Regions from separate parts of the Homo sapiens genome. Here region 2 is linked to region 1. A link is a contact called in ENCODE Hi-C data. All regions are on one chromosome and are shown on one strand. The core of a region is the stretch at or near the end of the contact, and the rest is flanking DNA. Distances in the headings are between cores, read along the strand shown. Region 1 has its middle 68 kb from the start of LINC01601. Region 2 has its middle 260 kb from the start of SLC14A2-AS1.

Region 1 (5,403 bases), core at 1,496-3,995:
TCACATTCACTTCAGGCATTAAATTGTGTACATTGGTCAGGCGCGGTTGCTCACGCCTGTAATCCCAACACTTTGGGAGGCTGAGGCGGTTGGATTACGAGGTCAAGAGATCGAGACCATCCTGGCTAACATGGTGAAACCCTGTCTCCACTAAAAATACAAAAATTAGCCGGGCGTGGTTGCAGGTGCCTGTAGTCCCAGCTACTCAGGAGGCTGAGGCAGGAGAATCACTTGAACCTTGGAGGCAGAGGTTGCAGTGAGCCGAGATTGCACCACTGCACTCCAGCTTGGCAATAGAGTGAGACACCGTCTCAAAAAAAAAAAAAAAAAACTGTGTACATTTGACCAAACAGTGTGTCTCACACCTGCCCTCTCTTTTCCATGGTGGTATAGCTAGTTGAAGTGAGTAAGGCAGGATGTGGTCCTGTTTTCGCTGAGTTAAATGATGGTTTTTCTGATGGGTATGTAGGTAGATATAGGAGTAGAATAAAGAAGGAAGATATTGATATTATCTGCATGAAAGTGATATTTGAGGTAGCAAAAAAGAAAGTCAAGAAGAGAACTCAGGAGAATATGCTTAGCAGCATGAGAAAGAGGAACTTTATCAAAAGATTCAGGAAATCAGTCACATAGAGACTGATACCAGGGGGCTGGGAGAGACCTCAGCCGACATCCAGGCTCTTGACACCATCGTGAGAAGGAATGCAAGGATGAGTCAGAAAATAGTGAAAGTATGGCGATTTATTGCAAAACAAATACACTCAAGAAAGTACATATTCAAGAATGGGGAGTGAGGGTGTACTCAAGAGAGAATCCCACAGTGGAGTTTAGGACTGCTACCTTTATGGGTTTCTTTAACCAAGGAGCTGAATATTTATGAAAATCCCTGGAAAAAGGTAGAGGTTTCTCGGAACATGGTGCTACCCACTTTTACACCAAATATGTGTGGTCTCAGAACTCTCATGTCACTGGTCGGTGTGTGATTTGTATGTTAATGGGCATATAGTGAGGTCCCAGGTGAAACCTAGGTAGAATCCACGGCCATGTTGGGTCCAGTCAGTCTTAGCCAACTTGGTCCACACCCTGTTTTTCAGAGTCTTATCAGCCCATAGCCTCTAGTCATGTTAAACTATTGCCTAGAATTTTTATTCTCCTGTGACCACCCTGTACTATTCCTGTCTCAAGAGAACCATTGTATAATTCAGGAACAAACACCAATGGATGAAAGAGGGCCGGAAGGAAAGGAGTGACTATCCAGGCTCAGACTGTGTTCACATATGATGTTGGCCAAGGAGAAAAGGAAAAGATATAGAGAACAGTTTCTGGTCTTTAAAAAAATCTATCGTCCAGTTGAGACCAGGACATAGGACAACAGTGAGGAATGCAGGAGCAATGTTATTTCAAAGCCAAAATAAATCTATTCATTGGAACCCACCAAAGGAAAAAAAAAAGGAGGACTTCAAGGTTTCCCTTTTCATTACATATCTTTAAGACCTAATACTTAAACTCCTTCAAAGCAATTTACTAGGTATTTAAGATATATTTGAATGACAATGAGCTCCAAGGAAATTTAGCACTCATTTACATAATCAAGTAATCTTTTTGTGTTACTCGAAGGAACACAACTTAGAAGGAGTTCCAAGGTGTATGGAGTCACGGAGTGTTAACACTCACCAAGACTGCAGAACTTGCCATTTAGACATTGCAAACAGACAATTTATAAGCTACTTCTAGCCCTCAGGCATTTTTTTTTTGGCTCAAACACTGTTTGTTTTATTTTGTACATCTCATCAACAATTAAAAATAAAGAGATTTTACATAAAAATATCTATTTCTAAGTTCTCTGAAACAATCAGAAGGGTTCCCCGTTGTGGACCAGCATTCCAGAGTATCTGCCATCAGCTAAACCGACTCACAGGTGCCCCCTAGAAGAAAGCACCAAAGGCCTGGCTGCTTTAAGTATTCTGCTTTTTGTAGGCCCACAGCCGGGCAAATCTGCACATTTTACAGGCGAGGAACATCCTGGAAACCAGAGTGACAAGAGACTTGCTCAAAACTGATGGCTTACTAGAGGCCAAAATGGCCCCAACTTAATCTCTCAAACCAGATCTCCTGATTTATTGAACTAGGTCATTCTACAATGTGGTTCACCAAAAAAAAAAAGAAAAATAATTCTATCCCAGGTCTGTTGCTTATCTTTGAGTGACCTTTGGTAAGTCTGCCCAATTTTCCTCATCAACAAAGTTTTAGCATTGCCATGTGCCCTAATGACTTCATAGTGTTGCAGTTATAATAGAATATTATTTTCAAAAATACTCTCTAGAAAAAAAGGAAAACATAGTAATTTGTAGAAAAGCGAAGTTCGCCAGAAGCCCTACCTAATTTTAGGTTCTAGACCTAGTTCCTCCACCAGCTGGTTGTATGACCTTTCACATGTTTCTTAAACTCTGGTTTTCCAATTCAAATATTTTATTTTCCACGATCTTTGCAAGATTAATCTCATTCGTCACCTTGTAAAATGTTTTTCTTGAACTAAAATCTTTATGACTTGGGCCAAACCCAATGTGAATTAAACTAATAGAGAATAAAAATGGACTATTGGGTCAGGTCTACTTTATGCCCTGTCAGAAGCACACTGAGATATTGATAATGCATAGCCATTTGAAACCTCAGTGCCTCCCAGCTTGGCACAAAGAGCAGAGATACAGAGCGGAGCTCAGAGAGGAAAAGTAGAGATATAAATGACTGGAGAAGTGCTTCCAGGGAGCTGAGTCAGCCGAAACAGAGCCTCCTGCTGAGCTCAATGGATCTTTTCTCAGTTGCTTGTAGTGTTGGCTGGAGGCTGCTTGGCAATGCCTGCTGGGAAGACAATTTTTAGTCCATCGATTCATTGAAGCTGGGCAGTCTGCCCCAGCACTTAGGCACTCAGACAAAAATGCCCTTAATCACTGGCAAACCCAGAGATGTAGCAGGAGCCAGTGGCTCCATCAGCACCTCAGGTCTGACCAAAAGAGAAGGGTGGTCTAGAAAGCTCAAGGCGTCAGTCTCAGAATTCATAGGATCTATGGCTTGACTTTTAAAGCCAAAACTCTAAATAATCCCTGATCTTGAGGACAGAAACATTGTAACTCAAGAGCACTGCACTCTTTCTTTTGCCCTCAGTGAAACCAAGAGCAGCTAAGAAGCAGGTTTTTCGGGCTTTACTCACACTGTCCCCTCTGCCAATCTTCCTGATCAACTTAACCCAGGGTGTGCCTCCTCCGGGAAGTTTTCCCTGACCTCCCTCTTTATGTTAGAATCAGCTCCCTGCCCTGACCTTCTTCAGAACCTCCTTTGTTCACCACTATTATATCACCATCACGGCATACTTGTCTGTTTTTTTTTTCTCCATCTCCTCAATAAGATTGATCTCTTCAGACTGAAGACCCTTGTTAACTATTCATCTCTAGCATCTAACATAGTGCTTGGCATATGAAACACCCTTGAATTCTTAAATGTTTATGGAGGAAAAGAGGGAGGGAAGGAAGGGAAAAGGAAGGAAAGAAACTTAGGAGGGTAGGCTGAAGGGACTACTGTGATGAAAGTGAAAGCTGAGGGAGTAAAATGGGACACCTAAGTGGGCTATCAAGGTCCCCAAAAACTGTGCTAACAGCAGACGCAGGTGTCTGAATAGTCAATACAGTTAAAGGAAAAAAATAATCCTGGAACTGAGAAACGAAAGGAGGATCAGGTGAGATCACTAATGTATAAGTAATTTGAAAATTTGAAGTGTCCATAAATACAAAGGATTATTACAATTTCCATGTATTATTGTATTATCACAATCACTATGAAGGAATTAGGACCACTTTCTCTCATCAATTCATGGTTTCTTTCCCTGTCCCAAACCTGAGATTGTATGACTCAAATAGGAAAACATTGAAAAGGATTATCTGTTCCCTGTTTATGAACATGTCTTTATCTTGTAAGTAAAATATCTTCATGAACTGAAAATTCCTGCAACACAGAAATTATATCACATTTAAAAAATAATGATGATGATGCGTTAGACAGACCATTGATGGTCCTCAAAACATTCACTCATGTTGGACTCTTAGGAGAACTTCTGACAGGCCAATCAGCTAGGGCAACCCCAATTTAGATGATCAAACTAAAAATCATTGAGATTAAGTGACTTGATCAAGATTGAGCTTGGTAAGCATCTCAAAGGATCTAAGAACAAAGTAAACGTCCAAAAATATTTACAGAAATGGAGTACCAAAAAGGATCTAAAAGATAAACAAGTCCAACTTCCTACATAGCACAGGAAACCCTTCCGACAAACGGGCACACCTAACAACTAACAAGTCATCTAAACATTCTTTATTTTCCAGAAACAAAACATTTTTCCATTATCCATTCATCTTAGAGGCAGTTTACTTATTGTAAAAAGAGGATAATAATTAGCACATATTTCTTGGTTTATTTTAAGGATGAAAATACATGATGTGTATGAACTACTTAGCAATGGCAATTACCAGCACATAGTGGGTATTCAATAAGTGTTAGCTCTTACAATTTTTATTAGTCTCTTCTTGTGTTTTCTGTGTTTTGTTTTGTTTTGTTTTGTTTTACAGAGCCTCTCCAACCTTTCACATCTTTTTGCTTCAGACTCCATCAGTGTTTCAGGTGAATAGAGTGAAATCTGTTTATGATTCTCTAAATTATCCTTGGTGGAGTAGAAATTGTTGGTCTTAATTTTTCTGTGTATCATAGAGACTTAGAGATGTGATGAATTGACAGCAGCTGAGTCAAAGACAAAGCCTTCTGGGAAAGAAAGATTTTTTTCTTCAGGACTTGAAAGGAGCCTATTTGGCAACTTGCCATCTCAACAGCATGACTGTGTGGCATCCAGCATCCTACAAATATAGATGGAATTCCCATAAAACAAAGTTTTACAGTAACAACTAGCTCATTGCTTAGGAAGCTCTGATTCAAAGAATACTACATTAAGTGTCTTGTTTATGTTAACAAACTTCTTAAGTGAGAAACACCCAGATTGTAGGCAAGACCACTCACTGAAATGTAGAAAGAAATTACTGGAATTTCAACTTATATAGTAATGTAATCTTTTCCATTTGAATTTTTATCTTTATATAGAGTTTTTGTTGTTTGTTTGTTTGTTTGTTTGTTGTTTGAGTTTGGGTCTCACTATGTTGCCCAGATTGGTTTCAAACTCTTGAGCTCAAGTGATTCTTCTGCCTCAGCTTCCCAAAGTGCTAGGATTACAGGTGTGTACCACCACACCCAGCTTTTATATAGGTTTCTAATACATATATCATTAAAGTTGCACATGAATATGGTTTATGAATAAATGTGCATATATTTGAGATCTATGATCACAATTTTTACAGCTACGGTATG
Region 2 (5,403 bases), core at 1,296-3,795, 650 kb after region 1:
TAGTAGGACTTGTATCCTTACAAAAAGAGGAAGAGACACCAGGAATATATTCACATAGAGAGGAAAGGCCACGTGAGAACACAATGAGAAGGTGCTGTCTGCAAGCCAAGAAGGGAGGCCTCGGGACAAAACCTACAAACACCTTAATCCTGGACTTCCAGCCTTCAGAACTGTGAGGAAGTAAATTTCTGTAGTCTAAGCCACCCAATCTGTGGTATTTTGTTAGGACAGCCTGAGTAGACTAATACAGATGGTAAGAAGGGATAATGTAGCATAGTCCTAGGTAATAAAAAACTTACAATATTAAATAATACATATTTTATATAGTGTATTGTTAGTATTAGTATCTTACAGTGATGTTAAATTTAAACTGTCTTTTCATAGGCTTACCTCATTTCAAACCTCTCACTAACATTGCAGAGTAGAAATAACTTTTGTTGTTGTTGTTGTTGTTGTTTTTGAGACAGACTCTCACTCTGTCGCCCAGGCTGGAGTGCAGTGGTGTGATCTTGGCTCACTGCAACCTCCGCCTCCCGGGTTCAAACAATTCTCTTGCCTCAGCCTCCCAAGTAGCTGGGATTACAGGTGTGTGCCGCCACACTGGGCACGGTGGCTCACGCCTATAATCCCAGCACTTTGGGAGGCCGAGGCAGGCAGATCACGAGGTCAGGAGTTCGAGACCAGCCTGGCCAAATATAGTGAAACCCCGTCTCTACTAAAAATACAAAAACAAAAACAAAAACAAAACACCTATTGTAATCCCCATTTTTTCAGAGGAGGGGAATAAGACTTAACAGAGATAAGATAGCTTGTTCAGACCATCCAGTTTGAAAAAGAAGAAACTAGAAACTCAACTCTATATACCCCAAAGGACTGCCTTGCCTGCAGTGACAGGAAAACACCCATGATACAACCAAAGATGTTTTTCAGAGTGTCAGATTAACAGAACATCAAGTTTAATGTGTAGGTTCTTCCCACCCTGACACCCTCTAGAATTTCAGCACACCCAATATAAAATCTGTATTCAAACACAAGGTAAATTCTAAGGCTATTTCGGCACTGTTAGCAGAATTACTACTTTGTTTTAAAGGTTGTTTCAACACCAAACTCCCCGGTACAGTCAAAATTTGATTCTTTCTTTAGAAAAATTGATTTATACACATTTTCCATAAACACATCTATTGTATAAAAAGTTATATAAGTTTGCGAGAATTGAGCAAGTAATGTTGAAGAAATGCTGATAAGGAGAGTAATGGTGTGTGGCTTCCTTCAACGGATTGTGGAGGCCTGGACCTATGACCTAAACATCCTTGGGTTCTGGCCTCAGTTACTTATCTGTATTCAGATTTAGATGTGGGAGAGAGATTTGTTTTACAAGCATTTGTTGATTTCTCTGATAAACATATATAACTCTGTCTATTCGTTCTTCTAGAAATACAGTACTCCCCTTCTCATTCAGTAGTTCAAGTGAGATCTGTCATGCTCTAACAGATCTCACCCCCTGAACAAACTGGACCAATTATAGAATCTTAGCCTGCTGACATCAGTTGGTTATTCTGTTAATGTAGGCCTTTTTTTTTTTTTTTTCATATTAACACAGTCAAAGCACTTCTTCAGCATTTTTGAACTCAGGCTCCAAAAGAAATTCTCTGGTGCTGTGATACGAGGCACTGGAGTTGTAAGCAACCATGTCTCTCATGACCAAAGAAGCTCATCTATGTAGGAGAGAATGGAGCTGACACAGACAGAAGCATTGATGAGAGAGGAAGGTGGTGGAATTACAATTCCTGATTCCTGGTGTCCCTGGGGCCCATAACATCCATGCCCTTCCAGCATCCAGTTGAGCTCTTAAGTTCTCCTTGTGCCTAAACTGGCTCTGGTTGAATTTGTCAGTAGGGAGCAAAAAAACCCCTTTCTATCAGTGAGGTTCTGAGAGTATATGTCAATAATCCATTGAGAAGATGGTAGCAGGATAATTTAGATTTGTGCAGTAAATGCTTAGCTGGCAAGAGTCACTGATTGGAAGAGGAAGGAAATGTAGGGAGGTGGCAAAAAAGCAACACCCTCTCTCAGTTTTGCCAAGGAAAAACTGTGCCTTAGAGAAGAAAGATCCTCCAACACAGAAAAAAGTCATAGTCATTGTCAAACCCATTTTATCGTCCCATAGCAAATACCGGATGCTTTGATTTGATTGTTATTTCTTCTGTTCTTGAGACATGAGGGCCTGTCTGAGGTTCATGAAAGGCACTAGTGCATGCAGACAGTTCCTGATCCCTGGGCAGAAGGGATTTGAGCTTGATTATTCTTATCCCAGCATGAAACAGGAGGACTTGGCCTGTTCCCCCCGAGATCTCAGCCCTCATAAGACCCCTGGACCACAGAATGTGGGACTAAAAAAGTTGGTTGAGCTTGTTCAAACAAAGTCTCAATTTCCCGACAAGCAGTTGGAACTTGGGGTTACATGTTGAGGTAGACTTCAGACTATTTTAATGGCATGCAGAGACATGGCTCTCCAACCAATTGGCATTCAGGAAATGTTTATCAGTTCTGACAGCCACAAGTTCCACCCTGGCCAATTTTAGCTCCTGTGACTGGAAGTGACTTGGATGTTTGAAATTCTGTAAAACACAAGCTAGTTTTGAAATGGAGCCACAGAACTTCAACGGTATTCTGGCTTAGCTCTTAGGCAATTTAGGTCAAAATTCTCCTCTCTCTTCTAAACAGGGAAAAGCTTCCCTGAAAGGACTGGTGATAAATTTTCAATAAATCTGCGGGGTGGAGGGAAATGAGAGAAGAAATTTTTAAATGATTTATGAACCTGAGTGAAATGATATTTTCATTGCTGTCCACGTTCCATAATTTTTCTCTTTTAAATTCCCTTTAGTGCCTTTTCAAGGAAATAGAAGAAAGGAGCCAGCGTCCTTTGGGGGTTACCTCTAAGATAGCAAGCACAGCACAGGACTACATATACACATGTGTCTGTTCATGTGTGTAAGCAGCTTCACTTGGGAGCAACCGATAACTCCATTTATAAGCGTGTTTGCCTCAGTATCAATAGAGAAGGAAATATATTTTATATAAGTACATTTTTGGAGATGTTTCCTTCATTAAAAACTATTATAAAATTTTTTTTGCATAGTCATGCTCCAGCCTTTTTTTTTTTTTTATCTGCCCTGTATGTACATGCAAAGGGTGGAGTATTGCTAACTGTGTGTGTGTGCCTGTGTGTGTGCTGAACATGCGTTGAGCAGCTGCTCTGGGTTTGTGCTATTTACTTTCTAAGCATTGTTTTTTTTTTAATATTCTCAAAAATTCTTGAAACAACTATTATAAAACATTCATTTGAGAAAAGACATAACTGATCTCAGAGAGGTTGAGTAACTGGTCTGAATTTCAATGAATGTGTGGTCTTTTAAGAAACATCTGGCCTCTCTGATTTTATCTCCTCTTCTGTCTGATGAATAGTCTCTCTCCTTACATCCAGGCACAACCCTTGACAGCAATGAATGGTATAATTCCTTTAGAAAATATCTATTTGGCCAGGCATGGTGGCTTACACTTGCAATCCCAGCACTTTGAGAGGCTAAGGCAGGAGGATCGCTTGAGTCCAGGAGTTCAAGACTAGCTTGGGCAACATAGCAAGGCTCTGTCTCTACTAAAATTAAAAAATTAGCTGGGCATGGTAGTGTACACCTGTAGTCCTAGCTACTAAGGAGGCTGAGATGGGAGGATCCCTTGTGCCCAGGAGTTCAAGGGTGCAGTGAGCTATGATTGTGCTGCTGTACTCCAGCTTGGGTGACAGAGCAAGATTCTGTCTCTAAAAAGAAAAAAAAAATGTTGAATTCATTCTATGAATCAGAGTCATTGACTAAATTATCAACCTAATAGCCACCAGAAGAAAAGATGGACCCTCACTAAGGCCAGATCTTGGATTTGAAATGAAAGTGGAATGTGAACCCACATGTGGAAACTCACACATGTGATATGATTTACTAACAAACATTGATAACACTACTGAAAATATGGTCACTTTAAAGAAACAAGTGACTAAAATCAACAAAAGGCACTTAAAGCAGTACTAATGAGCATCTATATCATGTTTTTCTGCTCACAGCATTAGGTCCAGTTTGACTTTTTGGCTTTAGATCATGAGTACCATTTACAAACACACACGCATGCACACATTTGGGGCCACATTTTTAACTAGTCCTCTTTGGTATTTTAATCTCGTTTTATTCCATGACTACTTTATAACACGTGATTGTCATACATAGCCTAATTCTTCCCCCCCTTATTAATTTTATTCTTATTTTCTCCTCTTTGTTCTCTTTTTTCTCTCCTTCCTTTGTGCTAATTTTTATGACTCTTGTTTTCTCTCTCACTTTGAGTTTTTCCTTTCCATCGTTGCTGTACTCACTTCCTGTTCTTTCTACTTTCTAAACATCCTTCCCATTGCCCTTGTCTCCAGAGCTCTATCTGGGGATGGGTAGTATTAGATCAGGATTTTCCATGGGAAACCCACTGAATGGTGCTGCCCCGGGATTGAGAAAGACCCAGGAGGTCAAAAGGGCTGAATGTTCCTGTACTTGTCTTACAACTGAATCCTCTGGCTAGTGGCTTCTTCCTTTTTTTTTTTTTTTTTTTTTGGCTTTGAGACATCTTCGGGTGAGAAAGAAGGTTATCTTTATAGGAATGTTTTCCTGAATAGAAAGCCAGTTGTGAACATTATGGGAAACTTTGAAGATGAGATGCCTGAGGCAAGTTAACTGGAAAAGTGTGTAGGTCCTACCAGAAATAATATTCACTGCTCCTCTGAAAGAGTTAGCAGAAGGCTGCAGAGAAATCAGGTTGAGAAAACTTCATAATTCAGCCATAGACATTAGAAAAAGAATCTTTTTATTAATTTTTTATTTCCATAGGTTTTGGGGAACAGTTAAAGTATTTGGTTACATAAGTTCTTTTGTGGTGATTTGTGAGATTTTGGTGTACCCATCACCCAAGCAGTATACACTGAACCCAATTTGTAGTCTTTTATCCCTCACCCTCTTCCTGCCCTTTCCCTCTGAGTCCCCAAAGTCCATTGTATCATTCTTATGCCTTTGCATCCTCATAGTTTAGCTCTCACTTATGAGTGAGAACATACTATGTTTGCTTTTTCATTCCTGAGTTACTTCACTTAGAATAATAGTCTTCAATTCTGTCCAGGTTGCTGCAAATGCCATTAATTCATTCTTAGAAAAGAATCTTACTCGGAAATACTTTCCACTATATTCGAGAGGCCCAAACTACCCTCTTGGTCAGAAAAGTACTCTTCTCCTGCACATGCATCATGATTCACAACCTCGGTAGTGTATTGTTTCCTAGGATTGTCATAACAAAAAAACACATACTGAATGGCTTAAA

What was found. A loop is a pair of places that touch in the nucleus more often than their neighbours do. Pooled maps may share reads with other maps.
Region 2: a loop to region 1 is called in a map of aorta, with 2.7 times the contacts of the local background. The contact joins two enhancer-like sites. A Hi-C loop is called at or near these places in 2 of 168 maps with a recorded cell type or tissue (aorta and ascending aorta) and 3 of 50 pooled maps.

The regions. Positions count from the first base shown.
Region 1 is chr18:44,596,771-44,602,173 of GRCh38, forward strand. No RefSeq gene overlaps it. Among named protein-coding and RNA genes, the nearest start is that of LINC01601, 68 kb to the left of the region's middle. Within about 2 kb of position 2,746, at least 5 of the 41 ENCODE cell types and tissues checked have a DNase peak (open chromatin) inside an H3K27ac peak, as active enhancers do; they include ascending aorta, where a contact is called at or near this core.
Region 2 is chr18:45,246,131-45,251,533 of GRCh38, forward strand. It overlaps a transcript of SLC14A2 not described here. Among named protein-coding and RNA genes, the nearest start is that of SLC14A2-AS1, 260 kb to the right of the region's middle. Within about 2 kb of position 2,546, at least 7 of the 41 ENCODE cell types and tissues checked have a DNase peak (open chromatin) inside an H3K27ac peak, as active enhancers do; they include ascending aorta, where a contact is called at or near this core.